Regions from separate parts of the Homo sapiens genome. Here region 2 is linked to region 1. Evidence: chromatin contacts called from ENCODE Hi-C or POLR2A ChIA-PET data. All regions are on one chromosome and are shown on one strand. Each heading gives the region's core, a stretch centred on a gene start or an enhancer-like site at or near the end of the contact. The rest is flanking DNA. Distances are from core to core; before and after follow the strand shown. Region 1 overlaps LOC105370504 (a long non-coding RNA gene). Region 2 holds the start of LINC02331 (long intergenic non-protein coding RNA 2331).

Evidence for each region. A loop is a pair of places that touch in the nucleus more often than their neighbours do. ChIA-PET counts read pairs that join two places held with the same protein, here RNA polymerase II (POLR2A). Pooled maps may share reads with other maps.
Region 2: a loop to region 1 is called in a map of Caco-2, with 2.4 times the contacts of the local background. The contact joins the promoter of LINC02331 here to the enhancer-like site in region 1. A Hi-C loop is called at or near these places in 2 of 168 maps with a recorded cell type or tissue (Caco-2 and HepG2) and 3 of 50 pooled maps. POLR2A ChIA-PET finds 5 or more read pairs at or near these places in 1 of 52 experiments (HepG2).

What each region holds. Positions count from the first base shown.
Region 1 is chr14:53,617,681-53,623,511 of GRCh38, reverse strand. The region is part of intron 2 of LOC105370504 (a long non-coding RNA gene); the gene reads right to left. Among named protein-coding and RNA genes, the nearest start is that of LINC02331, 230 kb to the left of the region's middle. RefSeq lists a silencer at 1,819-1,888. Within about 2 kb of position 3,356, at least 2 of the 41 ENCODE cell types and tissues checked have a DNase peak (open chromatin) inside an H3K27ac peak, as active enhancers do.
Region 2 is chr14:53,846,788-53,852,078 of GRCh38, reverse strand. LINC02331 (long intergenic non-protein coding RNA 2331) reads left to right here and starts at 1,253. Exons shown (of 6, transcript NR_184221.1): 1 at 1,253-1,384; 2 at 2,109-2,264. RefSeq lists an enhancer at 795-1,994.

The DNA.
Region 1 (5,831 bases), core at 2,107-4,606:
GAGAAATACAGAACCTCAAGCTCCAACCCAGAGTACAGAATCAAGTTCTGTATTTGGACGAGATCCTCCAGTGATGCCTACATAGGACATAGCTTGAGAAGTGCTTGTTTGTATCATTCTCTCCCTGACCAATACGATTAAATTGTGATTCCAAATAAGACTTGTTGATTCTCCAACTTTATATCTAAAAGAAATTCAGGGATTACAGGAGAGAAGTAAGGGTGCAAGTAAACCAAGAATCAGTCTAATATCAGGTTGGCTGCAAGCAAGCCCTGTGATCTCAGCAAATTACTTTCTCTATGACTTAAATTCCATCTCTATAACAAATGTTTTAGAAGGAAGGAGGAAAAGAAGGAGATAGAAAAGAGGGAAATCAGTATAGATAATTATAAAGGAGACTTTCTAAATTCAAATATTCATTAAGTATAAGATTAATAAAGTAAAACAGACCTGACTAAAAATTATAAGGATTGTGTGTCTGTCTTAACTACTGCTATATTTTCTAGTACTTAGTAGGTGCTGTGTAAATATAAATGAACTAATAATGAAGAAGTGATCACTCTCACACTTAAAAATAGTCAGAAGTCTTTCTCAAACTAGCAGCACCTTCTTCTGTACTCTTATCATAATTTGTTTACATCCGTTGACACTTAAGACAATGTAACAAATTTATTAAACAACATACAATCATCCATAACCCTATCTACTAATAACATTTCTGCAGATTTTCTCCCCTCAGCACACATCTTTTACGTAGCTAATATCATAGAGTACGTAGATTTGCAATCTGCATATTTCTATACTATATAATAGCACTGGCATATGGCAGCCATCCAAGAGACATTTGTGAATGTGCATAGCTTTCATAATTATCTTAGGACTGCATAATATTTCTTCAAGTTAATGTGCCCTCATTTTTAAAACAGTCCATAATGTTGAACATGTTGGTGGTTTTTACATTTTTTTTCCCTTTTACAAAATAATTCTAGAGGAACATCTTTGAGAATGTAGATTTGTGGGTCTGTCGAGTGACATTTCTTTGACATTCACAGGAGTGGATTGATTGGAACAAAGAGCACATCATTATGGCTCTTGTTACATACTGCTGAATTTTCTTTCTAGTTCCCAGCCTTTAGGATTGTGAGAGAGTCCTAAATTTTCCAGTGGCTGTAGCAAAAACTAGAAGCCAGAAGCCAGCTACTGGTGCCACCACAGTCCTTGAAAATGGCAAGACAGACATTCCCACATTCTTTTCTTTCATAGACAATTTAAACAAAATGGAAACCCTGCACTAGAATTTGGCTTACAGCATCTAATGGATGAAATATCGTGTTACACAAATGACCAGACCTGCTGGATAAACAAGATACATTCAGAGTTGCATTCTTTCCCAGAATCTTTGGAGCATGGATTCACAATTCTATTTCTAGCCTATTTTTAAAATATCAAAGAGAAGGACCAGATGTCACAATGAATTAATATCCTGGACTTACAAATCTGGAGACATAGGTTCAAATTCTCCCCAGTTGAAAGTAAATACGAGTTTTCTGGCTTCTTGGAGCTCCCTAGTGAATATTTCATTCACCCCCAAATTTGACAGTTTGACAGGATGATCCCAGCATCTTCTTTTCTATCATGACCTGAGGGCTGAAAGCTCAGATGAAGTGAGGCAGGTGCCATAACTGAGCCGAAGGAAAATCCAGCCTCATCTCCCACTCCCCTCACCACACAGACCTCTAGGGATTCCTCTCTCCTATTCAACATTTCCCCATCAAGAGGCACTGAGTTACACAGCTGTTGCTTAAGAGAGACAGGAAATAAAGGAGGAGGAGCTCTGGCCCTTTGACTGACTTAGTGATGGAGAGTCAAAGGCCATCAAAGTGCAGCTGCACAGTCCATTGGCATGGCCATGGTACTGTTGCAGTCCATCCAAGTGGATCCCATGAAGGCTCTCCCTTGATGGATTTCCCCTTAGCGACACTCACTTTTATTCTCTACTTGAGTCAGTTTCTGACACCCGTCACAGAGACTGTGGCAATGTTATTAACATATTTATGCTTGATGGCCTTTTCTTCTAGGAAGTCTTCCTGCTAAGCTGGGGTTACGTACCCTGTTGTCATGCTCTCCTGGCACCTTTCTTCCCATCCCAGCACTGCTTTTACTTCCTGCAATAGCCATACCTATCTGCTTCCCTCTGGGGCCCTAGACTCCATGAGAGCAGAGAATGCACCTACCCACTTCACTTCACTATTTAAAGATCTCAGTAAGTTCTTCTAGATCATCCTAGAAATCACTGGAGACACCTCTGGGAAAAGAAGAGTGGTGTGGGAGAGGCAAACTTTGTGTAGGAGAGGCCCCCCTGATGGGGGATGAAAAGGGAAATGCCCCAGCCTCACAGCCAGCTGGGCACCTCACTCAAGTGAATTTCCCTAGAAACCCCAGTGGGTCCTCATGTGGAAAGTGTGGCTGGTGTGATGATAGAAAATGGCAAATGATCTTTCCCTCAAAAAGGCAAAGGAAAGGGAGGTAGCACGTTAAGCATCAATGCCAAGATGTAACCCACAATAATTACAGTTCAAGAAAACCTGAACTTGGAAAATTTTGATTAAAAAAAACCCTACATGTACAATCTTACTTCATATCTGTTTTTCTTTCTAGTTACGTTGGATTTTCAATTTAAAGTACATTTAAATGGACATTTTAAAAGGCAGAAGGAGCAAATTCACACAACTCCCCCAGCAGCTTGCCCATGGGATTCATCATGGGGAGAAAGCCTGGCTGATCCTGGGCTTTCTGAAGAGGTGGGCTGTCCACTTGTCACCCCATATGAAGATGCTCTGCTTTTATGTGAGTTCAGCTCTATCAAACTATGAGCATATGTTTCAAAAAAAAAAAACTATGTCTTTTAAGGCATAGTAAAGACAGCTGAAACATTCTTTCTCTCCCTCCAGAAACCTAGGAATGAATTCCTCACCACTAAGGCAGAGTCCAGGAGAGAAAAGGCAACCAGCCAGAGAGGAAAAGGGAATCCAGAGAGAGCCGATCAAGTCAGGCCAAGTTAATAACAGACCTGCAAAGACCAGCCTCCAAGACTCTAACCTGCAGCCATGGGGAAATCCCAAAGAACCTGTCTCTTTAATTTTTTTTTCCCTGAAAAATATTATCTGGAGCTCTTCCTCTAAGTCTCTCGGCACCCTGATATTTGGGATAATTGCACCCACTGCTCTTAAGCTTGGGTGCTAAAATCCCCTCCTGGAGTTGAGTTTTTAAAGGGAGCAGATTTAAAGCTGTCAGCAGTAGAGGAGAGAAGGCCAAATTGCTCTCATGCTTGAGCCTGTGGCCCAATTTGTTTGTAATTGGATTGGTATGCAGGGAAGATAGAGCTGTCTGGGGGAAATGCTACATGATTCCCTTTAGTAGAGGATACTACTGATGCTGCTCATAGCCCAGCGCCAGATCCCAACTAATGAGGGAGGGCAGTGAGACCCTAAACGCAGAGGAGAAGGGCCAATTCCATGTATTCACCAGGTAAAAGGACAGCAGGGGATGCCCTTCACCAAATTTAACCCAGAAATCAGAGCATACATTGCAAGGTTTGTGTGCAAAGTTAGGGAATGTGGGCCAAGGAGGAAGCTTGGATGACAGAAGGGAGGAGAAGATGAAGCTGGACAGGATTCCAAGAGTCTAATAGCAGCCCTTTACCAGGAGAACTTTTTTTTTAATAAAATGAAATTGCTGCAACTTCCATTGCCTTCTCAGTTGAGTCTACATGGCCCAATTGTCAGCCAATAATATAAATTCCATCTGCAGGCCATCGCCAGCTGCAGAGCCTGAAAAATGTAGGCTTGGGGAGAAAGAGATTTAGTTCTACTCTCGGTTTTGCTACATACCATTTATGAAACTTTGGCAAGATACTTAACCCAATTGAAGCTCAGTCTTCTGGTCTGTAAAATGAAAATAATAACTCCTATGAGAATGCTGACTTAAAGGGATCTTGAAAGTCTGAAGAGCCATATTGGGTAAAATTCATGGTCAATCAGCATTATCCCCCCCCACCTTTATATATGTTCCCCTTTATCTCAGGCACCAGAAGCCTGGGAACTACATATCCCAGATTTGCTTTCCACCAAGGTTCTGAATTTGACTTACATTTGACAATGAAATTCATTTGTGAGATATCTGTAAGGGGAAAGAGAGCAAGAGATGCCTCTTCCTCTGTCAATGGTGGTGGTGGTGACTTGAGTATGAGCTCCCACAGATGTGACCAACATAGTAGCTGGCTGGTCACCTCTAGGCACCAGCTTCAAGGCTGTGGGCCAGTTATTATTTCCTGACCTCAGGTGGCAACCTGTGTGACATAACCTGAAAGCTAAGAGTAATCCACCTTACTTTCTTGGTTCTAGTCTTTTCCACAGCATAGTACTTTCTTGGTTCTAGTCTTTTCTGCAATGTAGTAAGCACTCATATTTGCTTTCTATTCCTATTTGTTTCAGGCAATGGAAGGCAATGGAAGTTGCAGCAATTTCATTTTACTAAAAAAATTTATATAGCAAATTATCACAAACTTAGCACCTTAAAACAACACTTATCACACACTTCCGTAGAGCAGGTGAGCTCAACTTGGTTCTCTACTCTGGGTTCTCACAGGGCTGAAATCAAGGGGTCAGTCAGATTGAGCTCTTATCTGGAGGCGCTGGAAAGAATCTACATCCAAGTTCATTCATGTGGTTGGAAGAATTTACTTCCTCCTGCTTTTAGGACTGACATTCCCCTTTCCTTGCTAACATCAACCAGGGGCCTCTCTCAACTCCTTAAAGCCACCTACGTTCCTTCCCACAAGGCCTCCTGCATCCTCCACGTGGAGTCCTTCTCACAACATCACAGCCAGCAGCAGAATCCTTGTGTCAAATCCATCCCCACACTTTAACTCTGATTTGCTTTTCCTTTACGAGGAGAAAGCTGCCTGCTTTTAAGGGCTCATGTGATTAGATCAGGCCCCTTAGATAATCTCCTTTTCTTAAACTGAGTCATATAATATATCACAGGAGTGTTATATTAGCATACTTACAGCTTATAGAATTACAGTATAAGATTTTTGGGGAACCATTTGATAAATTCTGCCTACCATAGCACCTAATTCCCTCTATTAAATCACATCCTGCATGAAAAACCTACAGTGGTTTCTGTTTTCCTGTACTGAACCATAAGGGATCTGAGACCACTGTCTGCAAACAAACTCTAAAGTAGAGAAAATATCCCTTAAGGTTTCATAATGGTCTTACCCTTGGAACATGGTGGACCTTTACCCAACAAACATCAGTTCAACAAACAATTATTTAGCAACTGTCATGTACCAGGTTGTGCTACATTTAAGGCAATCAAAAAAGAATAAGAAACCCTCCTACCCTTATGGTCTAACTGGCAAAATAGCCACATGAATAGAGCATTTCAGTGGATTATAGCATCAGAGATTTTAAGAGAGATTAGGTTCAAAGTGGAACACTATTCATTTACTCAAGAAATATTGTTTAGACAGCTACTCTGGGTCAGGCATTGGCTTAGGTGCCAGCGATTGGAAGACTAATAGAGTAGGTTCCTCCCTGGAGAATCTCAAGTCTGATGGAGGAATTGGATATGTAATCACAATAAAATATAATGTTATAATAATGTCTGCAATATTTAGACTTTTTACTAGGTACCCTACACTATGCTAAATACTTTAAGTACATTATCCTTTTTAACTTTTACTTTAAGCCACGGCTGGGCATGTTGGCTCATGCCTGCAATCCCAGAACTTTGGGAGGCCGAGGCGGGTGGATCACCCGAGGTCA
Region 2 (5,291 bases), core at 4-2,503, 230 kb before region 1:
GGGAAATCAGCATTGCCATTCTTATTTTACAGGCAGAAAACCCCCGGCACCAAGGGATTAAACAATTTGTATTGGAATGAGATTTTACTAACTCCATAGAAAATGGACCTAAAATTTAAACATGGGTAAACCACATCCTTTATTTAAACAATATTTTACAGTCTACGATGAAAGAGTACTTAGAGATGGAATTTGCAGATTGGCTGTTCATGAGTTCACAGAAAAATTATGCAACTTTCCATTCATTCAGCAAACACGTATTCAGTTCACAGTGCTAGGCACTGTGACAGGCCCCAGAGATAAAAGCTCATCTAATAATATTACCTGCTCTCATGGAAAGCATAAGAGGACACACATGAAAGAAATAAAATGACATGGATACTGTGACAGTAACAAAAATCTGTATATGTTACAGTAAGAGCCCGAAGAGAAGACAAGTCCTGAAAGATCACTCTGTATTCGTTCTGCCCTGTGTCTGCTTGGCAACAGAGAGAATGCTAGCAAACACTGAAAGAGTTGCAATCCTTGCCAATTGCAAGCCCACAAACAGGTGAACATAATATAAGAAAGTGCTAGAAATCGTGACTGCATGTGAACATAGAATGCTATCTTTTGTGTCTAGTATCTGAAATGAGATTGTAATTATTTTCCAAATCTTCAAAAAATGGGCTTTGGAGTTTCCCACAATTTGACTTTTAAATCATAATTCTCTGCTAATGGTTATTTTGGCAAAGTAGAGCCTTATCACGGGGAGAGCCTAAAATCAACCCAGAGGTTAGACAGTTGGGAGAAGGATGGAGTTCCAGGACTTGTCAAAATTAAACACAGCTTTCAGCCCACTTATGCACTCTCTTCGTGAAACATTCTCTTGCATTGACTTTGGCAACGCCTATTTTCCTGGTTTCCTTCTAACTTACCAACATTCCTTCACAGTCTCTTTTGCTGACTCATTATCCTCTATCTTTAATAAGAGGTTTTTCAGGGCCCTTTTATTTTCTCACTATACTCTTTTCCTTGGCCATTGCCTCTTCAACCATGACTTCTATTACAATAGGAATGTCAATCACTTTCACCTGTCTTCAATTTAGATCTTTCCTCTAACACCCGGATATGTAATTCAACTCTTAACTTGATATCTCACTTGGAAGAGTTACAAGCCTCTCTGAAAAAAATCCATACAGGATGGAATGCATGGCATTTTCTCTGAAACTTCCTCCCTGTCCAGTGTTATCTACCTTGGAACGATTGTCTCATTTAGAGGGACTCTCTAACCTGAGTACACATTTGAAACATCTGAGGGCTTTGAAACATACCTGCTCCTGGACCACCTGCTGAACCAATTAAATCAGAATTTCTGTTGTGAAGATCTCCACGTGAGTTTAAGGTACGGCTAGGTTAAGAATTGCTGAATATGTCGCTCAACTTGGAAATCCGTTTGTCTTGATCTCTCCCTTTTCATTATCCTTTCATAGTCAACCACCTGTTGATATTTCATCTACTAAATAGCTCTTGACTCTGTTTTTATCATCAAAGCCATCACCAAGGTACCATCTTCGCTGGTCTGAAATAATCTTCTAACTGTTCTCATTGCCTCTAATCTTAGTTTATATCCATGCCATTGTCCACAATGCAGCCAGGGCGATTTAAATAAATCTGATCAATCACTTCCTTGCTTAAACATTGCACCGGCTTTCTGCTTGATTTTAAAATAAGCCACAGATACTTATGGCCTATACATATGTGAATATAGGGGTAGAGTTTTTGTTTGTTTGTTTTGGTCTGATCAGCAAATTTCCTCATCTCTACTCCTCTGGAACATATTTTCCTGACCCCCAACCTACCGGGTGGGCATATGATCAGGTCTCTTAGGGGTGCGGATGGTGATCCAAGCCTTCCGGGTTATCAAGGGCCCTCCTGCCTTACAATTTTGGGGACTAGAGTAGAAACAGCTTTGCCTCTGGTTTCATAGTGAAAGAGTACGAATTTGAAGCGCTTGGCAACCATCTTTCTCCCCCAACCTCACACGGTCAAACTCAGCACTCCTGACAACTGGGGGAAATCTTCTATGATGAATTAGTTATTTGAGGAATATTTTGTTTATTTTCCAGCTTTCCTGCTCAACTGTTAGTTCCATGAAGGCAACAGCCATGCCTGCTTCGTTCACTGAAATATCTTCGTTTCCTAACACACAGAAAGTCATCATTTTTTGACGGATGAAAGAATGGATGAATGCCTAGTCTTGGAGACATCTACTTGCAATAAAGGTTAGATGAAGGAAATGGATGCCAGTGGGAGATTTGTGGATCTATTTCACCAGATTTCACTCTGCTGACTCAGCAAAATGGTCCCCGAAGAAAGTATGTATGATATATGAATGCCTAGCCACCTGTCTTGGAACAAACAGGGATTTCTTTAGCTTTCTCCCACCAGGAGATGCTCCCCTGGCATTTTTCAATACTCCTCTTCCCTAAAAGGTAAAATTTACGTCCCGATAGTCACAGTGGGCTGCTTTATTGTACAATCTGACATCAGAATGGAAGGAGAGAGTATGCTTTTTAAGTTCCTTAAAATGCAGTTCTATTGAAAATAGCTGTTGAGACAAATAAAATAAGCTGCTAAGGAACAATAAGAGACATGATGGAGTTATAGAAATGTGTTATTGTGTTCCACCCAGAAAATATTATGCAATACAGGGATAAATTTATTCCTGAAGAATTTAAAAAATATTTATATAATCTTCTATGATTTTTGCTTCATAATGCAGTTAATTCACTAGGGCTTTTGCTGTTTGGATGTGGCCATTTGGTTTTGGTGGAAAATAGTTTGACATAGTCTAAAAAGCAAACTCTAAAAATGTATCTATTTTAATTATGAATACATTGTGACTCAGATTTATCCCATCTTTGAACTTCACCCCATCTCCAACTATGCTCCCCAGGGTAGGGATTAGGGCTGAGATGAAATAAGGGATGGGCCAATGACAAGGCGCGGGGAGGGAGGGTATGGAAATGAGGGCTCAAAAGGCTGGCAAACTACGTGGAAAGAGGAATCACATTTTTACCACACTTGCACATCTCAGACGGAGCCACCCATCATTCTAAGTCAGGAGGCTGCTTGTTTTCAGCGAATTCACTTGTATCACATGTACCTCAGTGTCTCAGATTTCTGTCTGAAATGATCATTGTTACTGTCATTTTCTTTTAGTTAATACATAGATGTGTTCATTTAATGGAGATACCCATTCTGTTTTTTTCATTTGAAAAATCTGTAGGATGAACACCCCTGTTTTAAGTTGACAGCTTGATTCTATGAGCCTCTTTGAGTGGTTACAGGTTATCCACTGGGCAAGGTGGAGGTGGTAGTAGGAGGAGGATATTTGCAGCACAATAGGATCTCATATTCTCCAGATTTCATAGAAAACAGTTCAATTTCTAACAGTTTCCTCAGTAGCCCTTTATATTTAAGCATCTAATTTATTGTTAAACTCCTTCAAAATGGAGTTTTTGGGGAAACAGGTGATCAGCCTTATAGTCTAACCCAATCAACTCTAATATACTTTAAAAGCTTGTGCTGTTTTTCTGATTTTAAAATTAGAATATATTCATACAGAATAACATACTTTCTATATTCAAATAATCCAGAAGTGAGATTTTAAAACAGGAACATTCTCCATGATCAAGTTTGTGGTTAGGGATGGAATAAAAGTCAGGAACCAAAGCAAATTGATTGTGAATTGCTGACGCAGAAGCTTCAGGGCCTCTCACTTGCATAGGCTCTTTTAGGAGTCCTAGGAGGGCTCCAGTCATATGTCCATATAGTCCCTTACTTCTGTAAAATGTGTAAAAATAAAATATTTTAACTTCAGCTAATGAAGGCTGTTCTTTCCACTCTCGCCTGCTCTGGAGTGGCACTGGGTTGCCACAGGCATTTTGGAGAGTGGGGTACAGGACAGCTCAGTGGAGGATCCATTTAGGTTCAGGTCAGAGCATCTACTGTTTGCAGTCAGATCCAGGTAGAGCTATTTAGCCAGCTGTTTCGGTGTAGAAATTACTCCCAGGTCCACTCCTACCATCCGTTGCTCCGACTTGCCAACATTATGAAACAAAGGTGTGGAGCTGGAGCTTGCCTGTGGGCACGTGCTCGAGCAATGGCTCCAAGCACTGGAAGTCTGTGGGTGATGGAGAAGAAATACGGTTTGAAATATACAAAGCCAGAAGCTAGTGTGTGTAAGATTTTTCCAATCATCAGGCATGTACAATTTTAACAGAATCATTCAGTGCTCATCAAAACAAGTTCTCTGCTTCCAGGAAGATGCTTAAAAATGTATTTGATAGGCCGGTCACGGTGGCTCATACCTGTAATCCCAGCACTTTGGGAGGCCGAGGCAGGTGGACTGCCTTAGGTCAGGAGTTTGAGACCAGCCTGGCCAACACGATGAAACCCTGTCTCTACTAAAAATACAAAAAATTAGCCGGGTGTGGTGGTGCATGCCTGTAATCCCACTTACTAGGGAGGCTGAGGCAGGAGAATCACTTGAACCTGGGAGGCAGAGGTTGCAGTGAGCAAAGATTATGCCACTGCACTCCAGCCTGGGCAACAAGGTGAGAATCCATCTCAAAAAAAAAAATAAGTATTCAATATATTTAGAGATATTTTGGAAATCTCTCAAGAGCAAATTTATCAGAATTATTATGTTTATAGGACACACATATGTAGCAGTACTACAAACGATCTTTGTGAAGTTACATATTTTATTCATCCCAACATGTCAATTACATGAATGTATTAGAAAAATATTTACATGTCTGACTTAAAATGCTGACAGCAACAATAACATAAAACTTATAAGAAGTACATTGACTAGTTACTCAGTTTTGTTCATTCAAAGAGTATTTAAGGGTTTTCCCTGCATAAAGAAAACTTGAGATGTGCTGAAATCTTACAGTTCATATATGAAAAACCTGATAGAAGTTTCCTCAAATTTGACAACATCCTAAGAATTTATTAATATATGCATTGCCCATAAAAATTATAATGCTAAGAGCAACTTTTCTAAACTATTAGTAATCAAAAATAGATTTTGATCAATGATCCTAGAAGAAAGAGAATTTTGTTTCTCTTTTAAGGATTGATCTTACAAACACAATGACATATGAAGGGATTATCAGGGAAGATAATCAAGAAATATAGTCAAGAAATGTAGAAAAAATTCTTCCGAGGTATGCTAGGCAGTTCATTAAAAAACTGTTCTTTTGTTGATGTTTGTGCTTTTGCAACTTTAAAAAAAATTT